Linked DNA regions of Homo sapiens: region 2 is linked to region 1. Evidence: read pairs that join two places in POLR2A ChIA-PET (ENCODE). Cell type or tissue: Panc1. All regions are shown on one strand. Links, peaks and the distances in the headings refer to the core of each region. The heading gives the core; the rest is flanking DNA. Region 1 overlaps DNAH14 (dynein axonemal heavy chain 14). Region 2 overlaps CNIH4 (cornichon family member 4).

What was found. ChIA-PET counts read pairs that join two places held together with the same protein. Peaks named below come from ENCODE experiments on the same cell type or tissue, not always from the same donor. Only the 100,000 strongest peaks of a DNase experiment are listed, where the experiment ranks them.
Region 2: POLR2A ChIA-PET joins it to region 1 with 14 read pairs; 2 of 35 experiments call an interaction of 5 or more read pairs at or near these places.

The regions. Positions count from the first base shown.
Region 1 is chr1:225,249,076-225,257,075 of GRCh38, forward strand. It overlaps DNAH14 (dynein axonemal heavy chain 14), which reads left to right. Exons shown (of 86, transcript NM_001367479.1): 44 at 3,226-3,342. Among named protein-coding and RNA genes, the nearest start is that of LBR, 170 kb to the right of the region's middle. RefSeq lists a silencer at 1,588-1,637. In Panc1, for the core only: no CTCF peak of the experiment used is centred there; a DNase peak (open chromatin) is centred at 4,964.
Region 2 is chr1:224,363,414-224,376,697 of GRCh38, forward strand. It overlaps CNIH4 (cornichon family member 4), which reads left to right. Exons shown (of 5, transcript NM_014184.4): 3 at 2,466-2,578; 4 at 7,870-8,010; 5 at 12,382-13,284. The coding sequence ends at 12,409. Among named protein-coding and RNA genes, the nearest start is that of CNIH4, 13 kb to the left of the region's middle. In Panc1, for the core only: no CTCF peak of the experiment used is centred there; no DNase peak of the experiment used is centred there.

The DNA of each region.
Region 1 (8,000 bases), core at 1-8,000:
AAGAAGCCAAATGAAAGCCCCTCGTAGAGCCAATCCTCAGTCCACAGACCTCAAACCAATACTGCATCCTGGAAGAAATGGCAGATATCAATGACATCCTCAGGGCTTCAAAGATGCAGGTATGAGTTATCCATTATATTCCTACTTAATTCACTAACCTGATCTTTTGAAATAAAAAAGATGGATCAAGGTGGGTGATGGTGGACTATAATAATCTTAAACAAATAGTAATCCCAGTCACTTTGGCTACTCTTTTTACCAGTAGGGACAATCTCTAGCATTTGGTATGTGTTCTTGACCTGGTGAATACATTTTCAATCCCTATCAAGAAGGAAAATAAGAAGTATCCTCATTTATTTGGGATGGACAGTAATAAATCATGGCCTTGCCCCAGGGAGTAAATGAGATGAGCCCTATGATTGCCCCAGCCCTCTACCTGGAGGAGCTTTCCAGATGGTGGCCCAGGGAAGGGAACCTAAGAAGAACAAAATGGCCTTGCTGAACTGAGAAGACAGAGCTTGAATGAGGTATATTTTACACACCAAATTCACCCACTTCAAATATATGTATCAATGATTTTTTAGTAAGTTTACTGAGTGGTGCAACCATCACCATACATCAGTTTTAGAATATTTTCGTCTTTCCATTATGATCTCCGTTCCCATTTACAGTTAATCCTTATTCCCATCCCCAACCATCGGCAACAAATTTGCTTCTTAGTAAATTAAGCTTCAATAAGCATTTTAAGAAATCAACTACCATATATGGTCTGTTGGGTCTGGTTTATTTCATGTATCATAATGTTTTTGAGGCTCATCCATAATGTATCATTTATCAGTAGTTAATTTGCTGAATAGTATTCCATTCTATGAATATATCACATCTTGTCTATCCATTTACCAGTTGGTAGACATTTAGATTGTTTAAAGTTTGGGACTATTATGGATAATGCTTTTATGCATTATATGCAAGTCTTTCTGTGGACATATGTTTTCATTTCTCTTGGGTAGATGCCTAAGGCAAGAATTGCTGGGTCATATTGTGGTAGTTTTAGGTTTAACTTTTGAGCAACTGCCAAACTTTTTTCCAAAATGTCTACACTATTCTACATTCCTACCAACAATATATTAGGGTTCTTGTTCTCCAAATCCTCCCCAATATTTGGAGGCAATTTGTCATTGTCTTTCTCATTTATTATAGCCATTCCAGTGGGTATGAAATGTATCTCACTGTGGTTTTAATCTGCATTTCTCTAAAAACTAATGATGTATAATAAGGGACACTTAATTAAACCAGGGATTAGCATACTACAGCCTGCAAGGCAATTCCAGCTTGTAGCCTACTTCTGTACAGACTGTAAGCTAAGAATGATTTTTATATTTGTAAGGGATTTGTAAAGGAAAACAAAGAAGAATATACAACAGAGATCGTATGTGGCGTGCTGTTTTAACCATATTCCCTTGGGTGAGGTATGGTGAGGCCAGACTCAGATGAAGAAAAGGGAACTGGAAACGGTTTTACAGTTTTGTTATACTCACAGGTTCCTGAAGAGAAAGAACATGACACATTGGGCCACTCAGGATGGAAGCACTGGGGTCAGTCACAGGGCAGACGGAGAAAGGGGAACTGTGGGCAAGTACCTTTATTGTGGTTTCTGCAGGAAGGAATGGGCAAAGCAGTGTAAATGGGCTTGGGATTGGCTAGTTTGAATAATTTCAGCAAGTTCTGCTGAACAGGGCTGTCCCTGGCTATCTGGTACCTGGCTTTGGGGTGATTAGGGTAAGTATATCATTGCCAGGGAGTGTGAGAGCTCCATAAGGGAGATGCTTGGAAGTGTGGCCTTAATCCCATCTGACTGGCATCCTTAGAAGAAAAGGAAATTTGAACACACAAAAGACAACAGAAAATAAATTTCTGTTGTTCAAGCCACCCAGTCTATGGTATTTTGTTATGGCAGCCCAAGCTAACTAATAGAATAGTCTTTTCAGCAAATGGTACTGGACCAACTGAACATTTATATGTTTAAAAAAAGGAATTTGACAGACTAAGATTATACACTAAAATGGATGCTAGGCCTAAATATAAATTGTAAAACTATAAACTTTTTTTTTTTTTGAGATGGAGTCTTGCTCTTGTCACCCAGGCTATAGTGCAATAGCGTGATCTCAGCTCACTGCAGCCTCCGCCTCCCAGGTTCAAGTGATTTTCCTGCCTCAGCTTCCCAAATAGCTGGAATTACAGGCACCTGTCACCACGCTTGGCTAATTTTTGTATTTTTAGTAGAGACGGGGTTGCACCATGTTGGCCAGGCTGGTCTCAAACTCCTGACCTCAAGTGATCTGCCCACCTTGGCCTCCCAAAGTGCAGGGATTACAGGCATAAGCCACCACGCCTGGTCTAAATTATAAAATTCTTAAGAAGGACAAGAAAAAATCCTTTGTGTCCTTCAGTTAGACAAAGAGTTCTTATGTACAACACTAAAAGCATAATCCATAAGAGAAAAAAATTTAATTAAAACATTTGCTCTGAAGAACTTACCATTAAGAGAATAACAATAATAGTAAGACAAGCCACAGATTCAAAGAATATATATAAATTACGTATCAAACAAAGATATATCCAGAATAGATAAAGAACTCTTAAAACACAATAATAAGAAAACACAATTTTTCAAATGGTAAAAAAATTTGCACACACACTTTTCCAAAGATTTATTTACCATTCAAGTGGTAAATAAGAATATATGAAATACTAATACTGTTATTATCTTATAGTGAATCCATGGCTAAATTAGTTTACTTTTATTCTATATTTTCAGAATTTTGTGCTAAGAAAATGTATTACTTTTATAATAGAAAGATAAGTGTGATTTACAAATAACAAAGTTCTCTGATATATTGGTTTGACCACAATCAATATGTTACTGGCATTTAACTGCATCCAAACACATGGTAATAATCAAAACTTTGGGGTAAGATTTCAAGGAATATCAGATCATACTTCACCTTGCTTTCTGGATATAAAGAGGACAAGAAGTTAATAAAACTTCATTTTTACACATTGAAGATTGAGGGGAAAACAGGCCTATACACTTGGATATACCCTTGGTGAATACTTATTATTTCTTGTTCAACAATCAGATCTTTCAGAGAGAGTTTACATGGTTAGTGAAACATTCCATAACTGAACCCCTTTCTTAGTTGAATTTATTATTTTCGGTTGTAGGCATCAACCTACCAACTGGTGAATGTTCCATCTTTGGATATTTTGTGGATATAGAGCAATGTGAATTCATACCTTGGTCAGATTTAGTTCCTAATGATCAGACACTAATTCAAAGAGGTAAGAATAATTATAAGAATCATACTTGTAACGTTAGAATATTGGGTATACTCTATTCATAAAAGTAATTATATCTACTCTATTTATAAAAGTAATTATATCTGCAACTTTGAGGACTAATATGTTTGTGTAGAGACCAGTTTAGATCTATGTTTACAAAACATATCTTTAAAAACATAACCTTTGAATATTACTTTCTGAGAAATTTAGAGTATATTTTATTGAATTAAATGCACATTGTAAAACTGTAGCACATTGAAAGTCTTCCTAAGAGCACTATTTATTTCAATTAGCTGTAATTATTGGGACAAGAAAATGGAAAGGACTACTTGTAAAATGTGAAAAACATATATGTAAAAACTTACACTTAATTATAAATGAAAATGCTAATTAGAAAAGAATAATCATAGTTTCACAAATATACATATATGCTAAATTGTTTTTATTCCCAATCTTCTGCATCTACATATAGCAGAAAAAAGAAACTTGTTGCACTTTGAGAGCTTGGTAGAAATTTGAGGCAGAGGCAGGAATCTAATAATCAAGCTTCTTTAGAGTTCCTGCAAATATTAGAAATTTAATAAATACAAATTGAATTGCTTTGAAGTCAGATTTCTCTCATAAAAGAATTTCAGAGTTGGTTGTAAGAGCTTTTGACAGCAAACAACCAGAGCTATCAGAATGCTAAAGCATCCAGAGAGTTTTAACTCTACATTTGTTTTCGTTGGAAATGCCAAGACTATTTTATTCAATATTTTGTTACAATAAATATTAGCGGGCAATCATATTTGTTTACAAGCTCCGAACTGTATTTCATATGTTAGTGCTGATATTGACTGACAGCCTTAGCTTTTTACCACTATGTAGAAAAGTATAACTGAATATCATTTGCATGTGACTCCACATCTTAGTATACCACTCACACGGGAAACCAAAGCTGTTTTCTCCAAATCTAGAACATTACTTCCTCTGGCTGCCACTTCCTCTAATTGCAGGCAAAGAGCTTAGAAATAACTAAAACATTCCCTGACTTTCAAACCCAAACCTGTAACAAGAATTTAAATGTCACCATGTAATTTTTTTCATGGTAAACCGCAATATGATAAATTGTTTGGACATCCTAGATGTGCTTCAAAAGTCTCCTTTTATGGTTGAGTAGGATTTTTTTTCTTATACTTCTTTACTTAAAAAGAGTAATCCTAATCTGTTATCAGAAGATGTGTTTTGAAGGTCACCCAACATTCATTAATTTCTTTATTCATCCCACACGTATTAATCAAGCTATTTTCTAATGTGCTTACCCTGTTTCTTGTGTGGGATTATAGAGAAACATGTAAGTGGTTCTTTCTTTAATAGCATGGTGGGAAAATATAAAGGAAAATGATGAAAAAGTTAAATATTAATGTTACCTCTTGCATCAATACCCTGTGTGGCATTCACTGCCGCTTGTCACTCCCAACTCTATTCTTTCCTGTTTCTCTATCATTGGAAGATTCATCTAGGCACTTCATCATCCAGCTAAACCTCTCTTGTAGAGCAGTGTGGTTATGTGACCAGATTAGATCTAGACAGCGGGATATGACTAGAGGTGAATCATGCAAATTCTAGATTGTACAATTAAAAAGAAAGGAATGTACACATGTTCTCCTATTTTTTTCTCCCCTTTCTTGCTCCTGAGATGTGGTGGTGAAACCTAAAGCAACCACCAAGAACCTAGATATGGAAAGTGCAGGGTAAGGACGGCAGGAAAAAATAGAATCCTGGATTCCTAACACTGTGGAGCTGACATATAGACCATGGGCTGTTACATGAGAGAGGAATCAAATTCCACCTTTAAAAGCCATGGTTATATTTGGATCTTTGTTAAAGCAGATAGAACTTGTATCATAATTAATACACATTTCAGTAGCTAGAAATGACACAATCACAGAAAAAATCCTGAAATACCTGACATTGACTTAAAAGTCAGATGCTGGGCAATGAAGACACAATGTTGCAGGTGAATACAGGTGATCCTTTATATGCCATGGCCAAAAAATTGGCAACATTGTTAGCTGTGATATCTGGGAGACAGACCATGTGCTGTAACTCTAGGGAAAGTGGCTGGAAGATCAAAACGTTGGTGTGAATTGGCTACTTTTTGTCACTTTTACTGAAGTTCAATAAGAGAGGGATGAATTTAGATAAAAGTTAACTAGTTTTTAAGCAAAGATGAAAGATAATAGAGCTCAGGCAAGGGAGACTCTCTCTACCTGAAGCCTACAATCTAAAACTGAGAGTCCAGTATATTGGGCTCTCATAGTTTCAAAAATGTTAACTGTTTCTATCCCCCAAATATCAAAAGGAAGACTGTGGACCTAAGTTTTTCTCCAGAGCCTCACATTAGATGCTGTCTACTAGGTAGCAGCCAGCTCAACAGCAAAGGTCAAATTGAGGTATTGCCTACGCACCCAAACCTATTGTTTCAACTCACGTCATGGTAGCGACTACTGAGTATAAGAAAACAAAGAATAAAGTAGTCAGAACTGTGTTTAGACAAGATCTTTTGGTGTGGTTGTTTGCACAGGGAACTAACTGAAAGGGGAAAAAAAATGAGGCTCTCTCTTCTGGAATCCGTACTCTAAGGGTTTATAAGATATTGATATGTAAATCCCAATATTGAGTACTGATGTGACAGACCATGACACAGAATTCTCTTTCTTGTTATCATGGGCAGGGGGTAGTTATTGGAAGGAAACATTTGCTTGCAGATTAAGAGTTGTGTGTTTTATTTTGATTTCCACTAATGTTTGAGGAGTTTAAATGTGAATTTTGTAGTAATGTTCAATCCACAGCTAAGAGTGCTGAAAATTCTCCTTTATAGAAATTATTGAGGCTACAATATCCATTTAAAGAATTACATGTGATTTTGATTGAATCAATCAAGTCATTGTATCATTAGGTTGGCTATTCAAGGATTAAGGATGTCAGAAATCAAAGCTTCCTTCCCTCCACTCTTTCTCACATACACACACACGTATAATTTAATCTGGGCTAATGAAGAGCTACACTCTCTATGTGAAGGTGAACTGGATTAAACCAGCCCTTACATATCCAGGTACCCATAATCTGAGGCCAGATACATTATCCTACATCATCTAAGGAATCTCCAGTCTTGAATTGGGATTAAGGGAATCCCTGAGTAGTCTCCCAGCATCCAGTCAGAAGCCAATGGACATACTTTCTATAGAGTGGAACTATTATCCTACACTTTATATTATTCCTACAAATAATATTTTCAAATTTAATACCCCTTTAAAGATAATTAGCAGAAACAAGATTGCAGCCACAAATTAATGAGACTTGGATGACTAGAATAAAGGTATATATTCTCAGACAGCCATGCTTACCATTTATAAAGAAATAAAAAGAAAGATAGAAAATACCTGAAATGCAAGAGAAACTATTAAAAGCTGACACAATTTGAAAAAGAACCAAGTAGACCTTCTAGAAATGAAAAATACAACGGAAGTAAAAGTTCAATAAGAATAACAACAGAGTCTACTTAAGGGGAAATACTTGAAGCATTACCATTAAAATCCAATTTTTAACTCAATGCTGTTTTGTGTATACGAGCCAATGCAATTAAAAAGAGGAATTAGAGATAGAAATTTGGAAAATAAGTGATTAAATTTTAATTATTTGCAGAAGTTATAATAAAATATCTGGAAAACCAAAGGATCAACTTAAAACTACTATAAGCAATAAGAGAATTTAGTTTTAGTCTAATTACAAAACAATGTGTAAAAATAATCTTCCACACATATACAAACAACAACCAGTTACAAGGTAAATAATAAAAGAAAAGATCTTATTTAAAGTGGCAAAAACAGAGAGAATTAGTGCGCACGTGTTGGTCATCCAGAAGTTACCACAGTGGCGGCTGGAGTAGGGTAGAAAACCGGAAGTAAACATTGCAAGATTGGCTTTGCTTCTGTGGGATGGATTTGGGGTCAACTGCGGCAGGATTGGGTAAGAAAATAAATAAATAAAATAAAATAAAATGGCAAAAGCAAAATTTTTAAAAAGATGAAATACAGAAAACTAAGTTTAACGAGAAATATGCAAAAATCAATATGAAGAAAACTTGGAAACATTCTTGAGACATAGAAATAAAAAAGCATGCCATGTTCTTGGAGAAAAGCTATCATCCTAAATGGGTTAATTCTTCCTAAATTAATCCATGAAGTAAAGATAATTCCAATAAACATACCACATTATAGGTGTGGTGAGGACTATAGAAGCTGATTCCAAATTCCATACAGAAATGTTAAACAAGTAAGAGAGTAAGAGTAGCCAGGAAATAATGAGGACAGATTAGCTCAGTCAAATATAATAATCAGAGTACTTACATAAAACACCAAGCAGATTACAAGAGCTAATTTGCTTAATATATAAAGGGACTTTACAAATCAAAGTAAAAGACCAGGAGCCCATTTGCTATTTTAAAAAAAAAACAGATAAAGACAGAATCTCTGGCACACAACTAAAGCATTTTAAGAGGAAAATTGATAGCACTAACTGTCCACATCAAAGTCAGAAAGAGTGTGAGTGAGGGATAATTTCTGAGATCAGCAGAGACCCCCAGGCACTTGTAACAATTTTGGCTTATTTATGTA
Region 2 (13,284 bases), core at 2,533-10,532, 880 kb before region 1:
TGGTTCATGTTTGACTCCTAGTTCTCTGCGAATACTGATTATAGTATTTTTCTATTTTTTATTAAAGATAGGGTCTTTTTCTCTCATCCAGGCTGAAGTACAGTGGCACAATCATATTTCATTGCAGCCTTGAATTTCTAGGCTCAAGCAATCCTCCCGCCTTAGTGTCCCAAGTAGCTGGGACTGCAGATGTGCACCACCATGCCTGGCTGATTATAGTATTTTTGAAATTTTCTTCTGCTTCCAATATTATATCTGTTTCCATCCAGTTCTTTTCCTTTCTTTTTTTCCCCCCATCTGTCTTTGATTTTGGAGGCTTTCTTCAAATTTCTGATATATGACTGCCTATTCATATTTAAGGGTAAAGCACTAAAATGCTCATTGAAAGCTCTTTGGATGGTCTAGATTTGTTGACTGGTAGACTTCCCTGTAGGGTAATTGTTATCTACCTGGACTTTTGTTGGGGTACCTGAAATGGCGGTGTTTTGGTAGGTGTTTTTTCGAGTCATTTACTTTAGAGAAAAATCCTCCAAGTTCCTTCATGGAGGATATGAGTCTAGTGCCAGTGTACTGAGAACAAATTCGGGGAAGGGCATATCGTTAAGGAGGGAAGAGACAAAAAACAGAGGACTTGGTTGAAAGTCAGTAAACCAAGCATAATAAGGTGAAGTCTTGCTTCCTGAAACATATTTCAGGCCAGTTGCAGTGGCTGACACCTGTCCCCAGTACTTTGGGAGGCCGAGGAGGGAGAATCACTTGAGCCCAGCGGTTCGAGACCAGCTCTGGTAACATAGGGAGACTTCCTCTCTACAAAAATAAAACAAGAGGAAAAAAAAAAGAAACATGTTTCAGGTCTGTGTCTGTGTAATACAAAGATGACTGCAGCCTACAGTAAGAAATCCAGAGACTGAAGGCTATAGCTTTAGGGATCTGATATGGATCGCAGAGTATTAGTATAACATCAGCTGACATTTTATTGAGTGCCTACTTTGCATGTGGCTTACATGTTATTTCATCTAATTCTCTACAACAACTTCGTGAGGTAGGTATTATGTGTATTTTACAGATGAAAACATTGTGGCTTAGAGAGGGTAACTTTTCCCAAGATTGCACAGCTAATAAATAGGACATAGCATGAGTTCCATTCCAGGTTTGTTTGACTTTGTAGCTCATACTTGTAAGAATTATGCAATCAACTAGAACTTTCCAATATGTAATAGCATTTTAAAAAGTATAGCCGGCAGGGCGCAGTGGCTCACGCCTGTAATCCCAGCACTTTGGGAGGCTGAGGTGGGTGGATCACAAGGTTGAGAGATTGAGACCATCCTGGCCAACATGGTGAAACTCCGTCTCTACTAAAAAATACAAAAATTAGCTGGCATGGTGGCGGGCGCCTGTAGTCCCAGCTACTCGGGAGGTTGAGGCAAGAGAATTGGTTGAACCCGGGAGGCGGAGGTTTCAGTGAGCCAAGATCATGCCACTGCACTCCAGCCTGGCGACAGAGCGAAAAAAAAAAAAAAGTATAACCAAGTTGATTGCAAATTAGGTTTATGGCCCAGAAAAATCTCTACTTCTTTATTTACCAAAAAATTATCCAAAATCTAAATGCAAGAGGTCTGAGGTCATTGTGCCTGGGCTTACACTATATTGCTCTGCCATTATTTAGCTGTGTAACCTTAGGCAATTTACCTAACCACTCTGAGTTTTGTTTTCCTCATTTCTGAAAGTGAGGCATGCCAGTTTCTTTCATTAAATATTAACTTCCACTAAAAGAAGTTAACTTTAATTAAAAATCTGTACTCATAGGAAAGGAAAGCTGTTGGTGAATTGAGAACCCTGCCACAAAAGCTGTTGATGCATGAGAACTAGAACATTACACAGTCAACAAATAGCATAGGGAAGGGCATGGAGCTCTGTAAAGCCGATAGGCCAGGATTCTGGCATTCTGCTTCATTATCATATTTGGTCAACTTTGAGCTATTATTGTAAGCTTTTACATTCTTATTATTTTTTGTTTTTCTCTGAATATGAAATGGTTTCCTCGGGATTCTGGAGATTGGAAAATGTTTAACGTTGCTATTCTGACTTGAAAGGCAACATGTGTGTGGATATCAGACATCCCAAATTAGAGCTAGGGGCTTTGGCATAGATACTAGAATAGGAACTAAACAATACTCTTTTTTTCTCTAGTTCTCATTCAAATCTGCTTAATGAATGAACCTAAGCCTTTGCTTAGGATAAAAAGTAATTGAAATTTAAGTGCTTTATTTTTAAGTTGTGCCCTGATATATTTGCATGGGATACAAAGTTATAGCAGTATGCAAATCTGGGACATGGGAGTCTAAAAATAATCTTGAAACAGTAGCTTGTAAATTCTCTGTACGTTCATTGATTTAGTTTCAAATAACATGTACAGTCAGGAAGGACATAGCAGTGAGATGTAATACTGTGTTCTTCCATTGCAGTGGGTAATTCCAGAATTGATTGGCCATACCATTGTCACTGTATTACTGCTCATGTCATTGCACTGGTTCATCTTCCTTCTCAACTTACCTGTTGCCACTTGGAATATATATCGGTGAGTATAGTTTGTTTACTTTGGTGTCAAGGTAGTTAAAAAAAAATTTAAAAAGTTGTGTTTTTTTCAAGACAGGATCTTACTCTGTTACCCAGGCTGGAGTGCAGTGGTGTGATCTCAGCTCACTGCAATTTCTGCCTCCTCAGTTTAAGCGATTCTCCCACTTCAGCCTCCCAAGTAGCTGGGACTACAGGCGTGCACCACCACACCTGGCTAATTTTTGTATTTTTACTAGAGACAGGGTTTCACCATGTTGGCCCGGCTGGTCTTGAACTCCTGACCTCAGGTGATCTGCTGGTCTCGGCCTCCCAAAGGGCTGGGATTATTTATAGGTGTGAGCCAAAAAAGGTGTTTAAGAGCTTTTTTTCTTTTTTTTTGGAGATGGAGTCTCACTCTGTCACCCAGGCTGGAGTACAGTGGCTTGATCTCAGCTCACTGCAACTTCCGCCTCCTGGGTTCAAGCCATTCTCCTGCCTCAGCCTCCTGAGTAGCTAGGATTCAGGTGCCTGCCACAGTGCCTGGCTAATTTTTGTATTTTTAGTAGACAGGGTTTCACCATGTTGGTCAGGCTGGTCTCAAACTCCTGACCTCAAGTGATCCGCCCACCTTAGCCTCTCAAAGTGCTGGGATTACAGGTGTGAGCCACAGCGCCGGGCTGGAAGTACGTTTAAAAGCTGCAAATTAGGGCTGGGTACAGTGGCTCACGCCTGTAATCCCAGCACTTTGGGAGGCTGAGGTGGGTGGATCACTTGAGGTCAGGAGATCGAGACCATCCTGGCTAACACGGTGAAACCCCATCTCTACTAAAAATAAAAAAAAAAATTAGCCAGGCATGGTGGCGTGCACCTGTAGTCCCAGCTACTTGGGAGGCTGAGGTGGGAGAATGGCGTGAAGCCGGGAGGCGGAGCTTGAAGTGAGCTGAGGTCACGCCACTGCAACCAGCCTGGGCGACAGAGCGAGACTCCGTCTCAAGAAAAAAAAAAAAAAAGCTGCAAATTAGGTAACTAATCAAAATTTTTTATTTAATAAATTTAGGAAGTTTGTTCAAAATGAGCTCAATGGAAACCCTGAAGTATATAATTTTATAGTTGGGTTATTAGACATAGCATACTTTCTTGTGAAGACCGCTGGGATAATCTTGACAAGCCTGTAATTGTTATATTAGTGGGTTGCTGCTCTACTACATTTTTAGGTTTTATTTCATTTTTATTTATGTCTAGTTTTTTGGGACAGGACCATTCATTGGCTGTTTTTTAAGTATGATGTTGTAAAGTGCAGTTAGAATAAAAAGAACAGAAAAAAATAAAGTAGGGTTTGGAGGAAGATGGGATGCACATGAAAAGATAATGGCAGCAGTAGAGGTGAGGGAAGGAGTGGATATGGGGGAATGATTTTATAAAGGTCATGAAACTAGAATCTGAGTGAGGGAAAAGCTTTAAAATATCTGTGTCTCTTTTCTAGAGGGTGGGTACCCTGGGGTCGAATTTTTTGTTTTCTTTTTCATTTTTTAATATACTGAACATGGGTTCTGAATTTTTTTTTTTTTTTTAAGAGATGAAGTCTTGCTGTGTTGCTCAGGCTGGAATGCAATGGCTATTCACAGGTGTGATATAGTGCACTACAGCCTTGAACTCCTGGGCTGAAGCGATCTTCCCACCTCAGCCTCCTGGGCAGTTGGGACTGCAGGTGCACACCACCGCACCTGGCCTCTTTCAAGCTTAGTAGTACTCTCCCATGATCAGTTCCATAGACCAACGCCCTAAAGTGAGCTCTGAGCTGGGAACACAGATTACTTGCACTTCTGCTGCGGGCTAGTCCCAGACAGACTTTTAGCACAGCTAAGTCTACCTGTAGTTTCACTTAAGTGAAACACAACTTTGGGAGTGAGAATGGGGACTCGAATCTTTGAGAATGAGGATCTTAATGTTATACCAGACCATACTGTCAGTCATCTCTACTAGAAATGAAAACCTGCTAGAAGAGCCAGCTTTGGCATGGCTTCTTTGTAGATAGTGGTAAAAGGTTCTATGAAGTCAAGTCCAAAGATTCTTTTTTTAGGCCGGGCGTGGTGGCCCATGCCTATAATCCCAGCACTTTAAGAGGCTGAGGTGGGTGGATTACCTGAGGTCAGGAGTTCGAGACCAGCCCTGGCTAACGTGGAGAAACTGCATCTCTACTAAAAATACAAAAATTAGCTGGGCGTGGTGGCATGCGCTTGTAGTCCCAGCTACTTGGGAGGCTGAGGCAGGAGAATCACTTGAATCTGGGAGGCGGAGGTTGCAGTGAGCCGAGATTGCACCACTGCACTCCAGCCGGGAAACAGAGCGAGACCCAGCCTCAAAAAAACAAACAGAAACACTGGAGATTCTTTTTTAAATATAATTATAAAATAAAGACAAAGATCATGTATATTTATTGCCCTGGTAACTGCAGTGACAGGTTGGCTGTCTGCTGGTCACAAGTTTACCTTCTATTTAAAAAGGTTTAAAAAATCAACAGATAGATTATTTGCTATTTTCAGACCACTATACTTTATGCTGTTGGAGATGAAGTACAGTAGTCCACAGGACAAAGAGGCAAAATACCTAGGAGTGGAATCACTGAGTCATATAGTAACTCTATATTTAACCTTTTGAGGGACTGCCTGAGTGTTTTCAGAAGCAGCTGCACTTTTTTTTTTTTCGAGATAGAGTCTCACTCTGTTGCCTAGGTTGGAGTGCAGTGGCGTGATGTTTGCTTACTACAGCCTCGACCTCCTGGGCTCAAGCGATCCTCCCACCTCAGCCACCCAACGTGTTGGGATTACAGGTGTGAGCCAGTGTGCCCAGCCACAGCTGCACTATTTGACATTCCCATCAACTGTGTATTGGGGGTTCCATTTTCTCTACATCCTTGCCAACACTTTTTACTGTGTGTGTCTTTTTTTTTTTTTTGATATCAAAAAAATACCAAAAACTGTCTTTGATATTTTTTTCCTGCCCTAGTAGTATACAGCTGTAGAGTTCCCCTGCCTGTTATAAGCATTAATATATGTGCCTCAGCGACCATCCCACTCATGGTCTTTGGGGAATCATACCACAGCTCTCAGCTACTTTTATCCAAATTGTGCTGATCTTTCTTGGCAATAAGTAATTTAGGTGTGATGCTCATTCTCCAGTATGCTGAATGGTCTATTATGGTAAAGTTGTATCAGTCTTCTAGTTATAACGCACTGGAAGTAAGAATTAATATGAAAGATTGGCTGTCAGACACTGGAAGCCTTATATAGTCCTGTTTTAAATTATTCCTGTGTGTTTTAGAGATGAGCGCAGTGGCTCACTTCTGTAATCCCAGCACTTTGGGAGGCCGAGGTGGGAGGATCACCTGAGGTCAGGAGTTCAGGACCATCTTGGCCAACACGGGGAGACCCCATCTCTACTAAAAATACAAAAATTAGCTGGGCATGGTGGTGTTGGGCACCTGTAATCCCAGCTACTCCGCAGCCTGAGGCAGGAGAATTGCTTGAATCCAGGAGGAGGAGGTTGCGCTGAGCCGAGATCTTGCCACTACACTCCAGCCTGGGCAACAGAGCGAGATTACGTCTAAAAATAATAATAATAATAAACTAAAAAAGTATAACTGGATCGTTTGTAACACAAAGGATAAATGCTTGAGGTAATGGATACCCCGTTTACCCTGATGTGATTTTTTTTTTTTTTTTTTGAGACGGAGGTTTGCTCTTGTTGCCCAGGCTGGAGTGTGATACCGCAATCTTGGCTCATTGCAACCTCCGTCTCCCGGGTCCAAGCGATTCTCCTGCCTCAGCCTCCTGAGTAGGTGGGATTACAGGCATGCGCCACCACGCCTGGCTAATTTTGTATTTTTAGTAGCAATGGGATTTCTCCATGTTGGTCAGGTTGGTCTTGAACTCAACCTCAGGCAATCCTCCCGCCTCGGCCTCCTGGAGTGCTGGGATTACAGGTGTGAGCCACTGTGCCCAGCCTTACCCTGATGGGATTAGTACACATTGCATGCCTGTATCAAAATCTCTCATATAACCCATAAATATATATACCTACTGTGTACCCACAAAAATTAAAAATAAAACAAAAATACAAAAAGGAAAAAAAAGACAGCTAAGTAAGTGGTGGTAGGAAGAAAGACTGGACAAGGGTTTGATGGACTGGCTATGAAAGATGAGGAAGAGAGAAGTCCCAGTTGGGTAAGAGGAAGTTTTTAAGGACCACCAAGAAAATGGTGACACTCTTATTAGATAACCTAGAAATTAGACAAGGATGAGATGTTATCTGGATATTCAAATGAAAATACCCTCTATTCAGCTATAGTCGGGCTACTGGGGTTTTAAGGGAGAATTTCAGATTTGTGGAACTCAGAGAGTCCTTTGCATTTCAAAGAAGTGATAATTGAGAAGCTGTGTGACAACTAAGGTTGTACTAGAAGAAGCTTAGACGTGAGAGCAGGAAGAATTCATGGACAGTGCTAGGTTAGGACATATATGTTACACAGATGACACAGTCTGGATGTTGAAGCCCAGACACTTAAATTCATTGATCCTCTCAAAGTAACCTAACTTCCTTAATTTCCCTGTTTCCATAATGAAGTTTCTAAGAACTTAATAAAATTGGTTTGGGTTTGAAGCCTTCTTTAACCTTTGTCTAATGGAAAAGGGCTGTAGATGTGACTGGTATGGTAGTTTTCTACAGATGAGTAAAAGGGTTTCAGTGCATAAAATATCCTTTTCTGGAATGTTACTGTATTTATTTTACAGGGCAGAAGATTAACAGTATTATAACTTTCAAAAGGAAACTAAGTGGCAGCCCATGACATTATCATACTACTCTGTACATATGTGGTATGAATTTAAGGCTGCTATGATTGGCTCACTTTTTTTTTTTTTTTTTTTGAGATGGAGTTCTGCTCTGTCACCCAGGCTGGGGCTCAATGGCACGATCTTGGTTCACTGCAACCTCTGCCTTCCGGGTTCAGGTGATTATCCTGCCTCAGCTTCTCGAGTAGCTGGAATTCCAGTTGCCTGCCACCATGCCCAGCTAATTTTTGTATTTTTAGTAGAGACAGGGTTTCACCATGTTGGTCAAGCTGGTCTTGAACTCCTGACCTCAGGTGATCCACCTGCCTTGGCCTGCCAAAGTGCTGGGATTACCGGCATGAGCCACAGTACTGGGCCTGATTGGTTCACTTTTAAAAGTCGATTATTATTGGCTACTTATATTTGAATACTTATGCCTATGATTTGATTATCCTTCTAATGTGTGTATCCTTTAATTTATCAGATACATTATGGTGCCGAGTGGTAACATGGGAGTGTTTGATCCAACAGAAATACACAATCGAGGGCAGCTGAAGTCACACATGAAAGAAGCCATGATCAAGCTTGGTTTCCACTTGCTCTGCTTCTTCATGTATCTTTATAGGTGAGTTTAAAGTCCTGGTATTTTCCTAGATGCCATATTTGTTTTTGAAGGGTGAGATATTACTATACTATAGGATTTTGCATTGACATTGTGGAACTTTCGGGGATTATGTAAATTCCTTGTGGCTGTGTAGATTATTTATGTATGTCATTGAATCAGCTTTCTGTCTGAACTACAGTAGATCTACCCTGTTGCATCTTAGTTATGCCTTAGCTTTGAGGCTATCCACATGCTTAAAACAGGGCACGGTGACTTACGCCTGTAATCCCAGCACTTTGGGAGGCCGAGGAGGGCAGATCACCTGAGGTCGGGAGTTCGAGACCAGCCTGACCAACATGGAGAAACACCGACTCTACTAAAAATACAAAATTAGGTGGGCGTGGTGGCACATGCCTGTAATCCCAGCTACTTGGGAGGCTGAGGCAGGAGAATCACTTGAACCTGGGAAGCAGAGGTTGTGGTGAGCCAGGATCGCGCCATTGCACTCCATCCTGGGCAACAATAGTGAAACTCTGTTTCATATTTTTTTCCTTCCCTAGTAGTATACAGCTGTGGAGTTCCACTGCCTGTTATAAGCATTAATATATGTGCCTCAGCGACCATCCCACTCATGGTCTTTGGGGGATCACACCACTAGCAGCAGCTCTCAGCAACTTTTATCCAAATTGTGCTGATCTTTCTTGGCAATAAGTAATTTAGGTGTGATGCTCATTCTCCAGCATGCTAAATGTCTATTATGGTAAAGTTGTATCAGTCTTCTAGTTATAACACACTGGAAGTAAGAATTAATATGATAGATTGGCTGTCAGACATTGGAAGCCTTATATAGTCCTGTTTTAAATTATTCCTGTGTGTTTTAGAGGTGAACATGCCACCTTTTCCTTTATCCATCATAGATGCATAGAATAGAGCAAAGGAGAAAAAAAAATTCCTGTGTATACGATTTGATTAAACCTTTGAAAAGCTAGAAGTCAGGCTTAACCTTTGTATCAAAGCTTTAATTAGATCATTTTTATTTTTTCTCCTAGGTAGAGTTTAATTTTTCACATAGGCATAAGGACTATTAGGAAAAACTTATGTTGAAGTAAACTTCCACCACTCAGAAAATTCTTGATTAGAAACTGTATAGAGATAGCAGGGGTTTTTTTTTTGTTTGTTTTGTTTTGTTTTGTTTTTCGAGACAGAGTCTCGCTCTGTCACCCAGGGTGGAGTACAGTGGCACAGTCTCGGCTCACTGCAACCTCCACCTCCCAGGTTCAAGCGATTCTCCTGCCTCAGCCTCCCAAGTAGCTGGGACTACAGGTGCGTGCCACCACGCCTGGCTAATTTTTTTTTTTTTTTTCTATTTTTAGTAGAGATGGGGTTTCAGGATGGTCTCAATCTCCTGACCTCATGATCCGCCCACCTCGGCCTCCCAAAGTGCTGGGATTACAGGCATGAGCCACCGTGCCTGGCCAAGATAGCAGTTTTTAAAAATTGCTATTTTTTTGAAATAGTTTAGAAGTCAGAACCATTTTAGCCTCTTCCTGACAAAGCAGGCTTCCTAAAATCCCTTCACTGTGCTAAATCCACCCATTAGTGGATTAGATTAAAATTGGAGTTTAGATAGTTTTCTTTTCACCATTCATCTTATTTGCTTTTCTGTGTCTTAAAAACTAGATCAGAAAAAGCACACTGGTATCAGTTTCTGATTCTCATACCCTACCTCATTACTAATATGCTTAGTTCTTAATCCAAGTATCAAAGATGATGAATAAGGAGCAAAAAAAGTTAATGATGAGAACATAATGATGCACCTATTCTTGTTTTTAATACTTTTGTATCTTTACTGTCATATATGTTCCCTTATATTTGTTTCTGAAGAGACAAAAAACAAGCTGGAATTGGCTTAGCTAAGGTTATCCTTTCTTCATCCTCCCCACCCCTGCGGTTTCATGCTGTTGGAAAGTAAACTAGAGCAGGCATCTCCTGGGGGCGGTGCTGTAGGTACAGCCCACGTAGTCATGCTTTGCAGAGTAAATTTAGGCTTGGAGGTATCTTGCTTAGTAGACTCAAAGTCTTAGGATTTAAAAATGTACATGAGTTTCTGAACTCTTAGTCGTAGAATTTAAAGTGGTGGGGAGTGGCTGGGCTCGGTGGCTCATGCCTGTAATCCCAGCACTTTGGGAGGCCGAGGTGGGTGGATCACAAGGTCAGGAGTTCAAGACCAGCCTGGCCCAAATGGTGAAACCCCATCTCTACTAAATATACAAAAATTGGCCAGGTGTGGTGGCGGGCGCCTGTAATCCCAGCTACTCGGGAGGCTGAGGCAGGAGAATCGCTTGAACCCGGGAGGTGGAGGTTGCGGTGAGCCGATATCATGCCACTGCACTGCAGCCTGGGTGACAGAGTAAGGCTCCGTCTCAAAAAAAAAGAAAAAATAAAGTGGTGGGGAGTTGGACTGGAGGAATTAAGATGTAATTTTGGGGCAGGTTTAAGATATTGTTCTTTATAACTAAATAAAAGATAGGCAACTCATGTAACTGGTTTGCCTGGGCAGCTGTGTACTTCACTGGCTGTACAGTTTTCTTTTCTCTCTTCCCTTCCTTTCCCTTCCCTATCAGCCTGTCATTTTCAGCCACATTGCTATTACGTTACCCTTTGGTGTTACATATAGTTCAGAGGGTCAGAAGATGTCCTTGTAGCACTTTTCTCTTGGTTTTTGGTTGCTGTTTTTAAACAGTGGTTTTGCTATTACTACCAAGTCATTAGCTTTTGATTGCAGAGATTTTATGCTACTTGTCTTTGTATCTAACATCTGCCACACCTTGCCTAATACCTTGGACCTAGTTGACATTTCAGGACTTGTTGAATGGAGTTAAAGTTTTGAAAAAATGCTCATCTTCTTTAGAGAATGGGGGAATCTATGCTTTTGGTTTTTTGATTGGGTGCTAGCCTAGTGGAATGTGGGCTCTACCACTTACACTGTGGCCTGGGGCAAGTTTCGTTTCTTTTTTTTTTTTCTTTTGAGATGGAGTCTCACACTCTGTCCCCCAGGCTGGAGTGCAGTGGCATGATCTCAGCTCACTGCAGCCTCCGCCTCCCAGGTTCCAGGGATTCTCTTGCTTCAGCCTCCCGTGTAGCTGGGATTATAGGCGCACGCCACCATGCCCGGCTAATTTTTGTATCTTTAGTAGAGTCAGGGTTTCACCATGTTGGTCAGGTGATCCACCCACCTCGGCCTCCCAAAGTGCTGGGATTACAGGCGTGAGCCACCACACCCGGCCTGGGGCAAGTTTCTTAACTTGTCTGAGCCTCAGTTTCTGATCTGAAAAGGGGATATTAATGATATTAATAGTACCTACCTCATCACATTTTAATGTGGGCTGAGATAATACATGTAAGACACTTGTTTATGCTGACCCATAGTAAACTCTCAAAAATCTTTAAAAAATATTAGCTGCTATCATTAATTTTTACTGTGCATTGAGTACATTTAGTATGGTTGAATTTGGACAATTATTTATACCATAAGTGATGTAAGGATATTTTTGTGTATTTTAGGCATTTCATTTCAGCAGAGCAAGGCTGATCCCAGTATTTCAAAGGAAAGGATGGTTTTGTTATTGTTAACTGTGTCAATTTTAGTGGCGTAGCATTTATTGGGTGACTGCTGTGTGTCAGACATTGTGTACAACATTGCAAGTGACACAGAGGAGCAGCACAGAACCCCTACGGTAAAAGCTTGGAACTTGGTAATTGCAGGCCCGGTTGCTAGTAGAACATGAAAGTGGTAATGCTTGGGCCCTGCTTTCATCTCAAGAGTTGCTCATAGTCCAGTGGTAGAGACAACATGTAAGCCACAGCAGCAGGAAGAAGAGCTGTGGAAGGAGGCTGTGCAACTGCCCTGGGCTGAGAGGCCAGCTTCCCCAACGAGGTGCCCTAGAGCCAATCACAAAACCTGAGTAAGAAGTTACTGCTTTGATGGAGTGGTGGGATGGGGAGAAGAGGTTCCAGGCATAGAACAGTATGTATCTGGCTAGAGAATTTAAAGGTTTTTTTTTCTGGACATAGGTGTTTTTTGTTTTGTTTTGTTTTTTTTTAACTGAGCTAGGTTGTTTTTGTTTTGTTTTGTTTTTATTTTTTTAACTATAGCCTAACATAGGTTTTAAGTTGTACTTCCCCCAACTCCCCACCCCCAGTCACTCTTTTTTAGTGAAAAAGTTTGGACATGAAAGATCCTAATATATTCTTTCCTTTGGGTATGAATGATTGTCTTTTACTCAAATGATTGTTCCTTTGTGAACCTTAGGGACGCAAGTCTGGACAAACCAGGCTCTGTAGGAACATTCCTGAGAAAACATTAGTGACATTCATTTCTTCTTTCCACAGTATGATCTTAGCTTTGATAAATGACTGAAGCTGGAGAAGCCGTGGTTGAAGTCAGCCTACACTACAGTGCACAGTTGAGGAGCCAGAGACTTCTTAAATCATCCTTAGAACCGTGACCATAGCAGTATATATTTTCCTCTTGGAACAAAAAACTATTTTTGCTGTATTTTTACCATATAAAGTATTTAAAAAACATGAATTGAGTTTCTGTAGATTTCTAGTTCTCAACTTTAGCCTGAACGCCAACACTTGAAGGTGTTTTTCATCCTCTGTATGTTGAAGGTGGTTATTTGTATGTAGGAACAGGACTGCCATCCCAGCTTTGCATGCCAAAGAAATAAAGAACACACTTTAAAGGGCAAACTGAAGAGATGAGCGAGCAAAGGTGCCCTTCAGGTCTACTGAAAAGTTAGAGTACAAAACAACACTGTTGATCTGGACAAAAGAAGAAAAATTACCCTTTTTGCTTGTGTTGTGACAACTTCATTTAATATGGTTTAAAGATTTATGAGACTGTCAGCTAAAAGTCTTTTCACAAGAATGTCAACAGAGAATGGCATCTCAAAATATATATATTTCTTTGCACAATTTGTGAAACCTTATAAGCCATTTTCCCCAGGTACAATGTAGTTCCTGCTGATAGAAAGGAAATATTTTGTCAAGAGCTTTCATTTAAAAGCTACTACCTCCACAATCACCCCCAAACCCAGAAAATCCCCACTGGCTCTTGCCAGTCTGGTTTTCGTATTGCAGTTATTCCAATTGTATTTGATCTCCCTGATAACGTATTTTCATGGGTTTGGGTAGAAGATGCTAATCAGATTAGAAGCAGGAATAGTTATTTGCTGTCTGTGAAATTGAGCCTTTTGGTGCGCCACGTGGTGCCAGATCAACACTTCTATC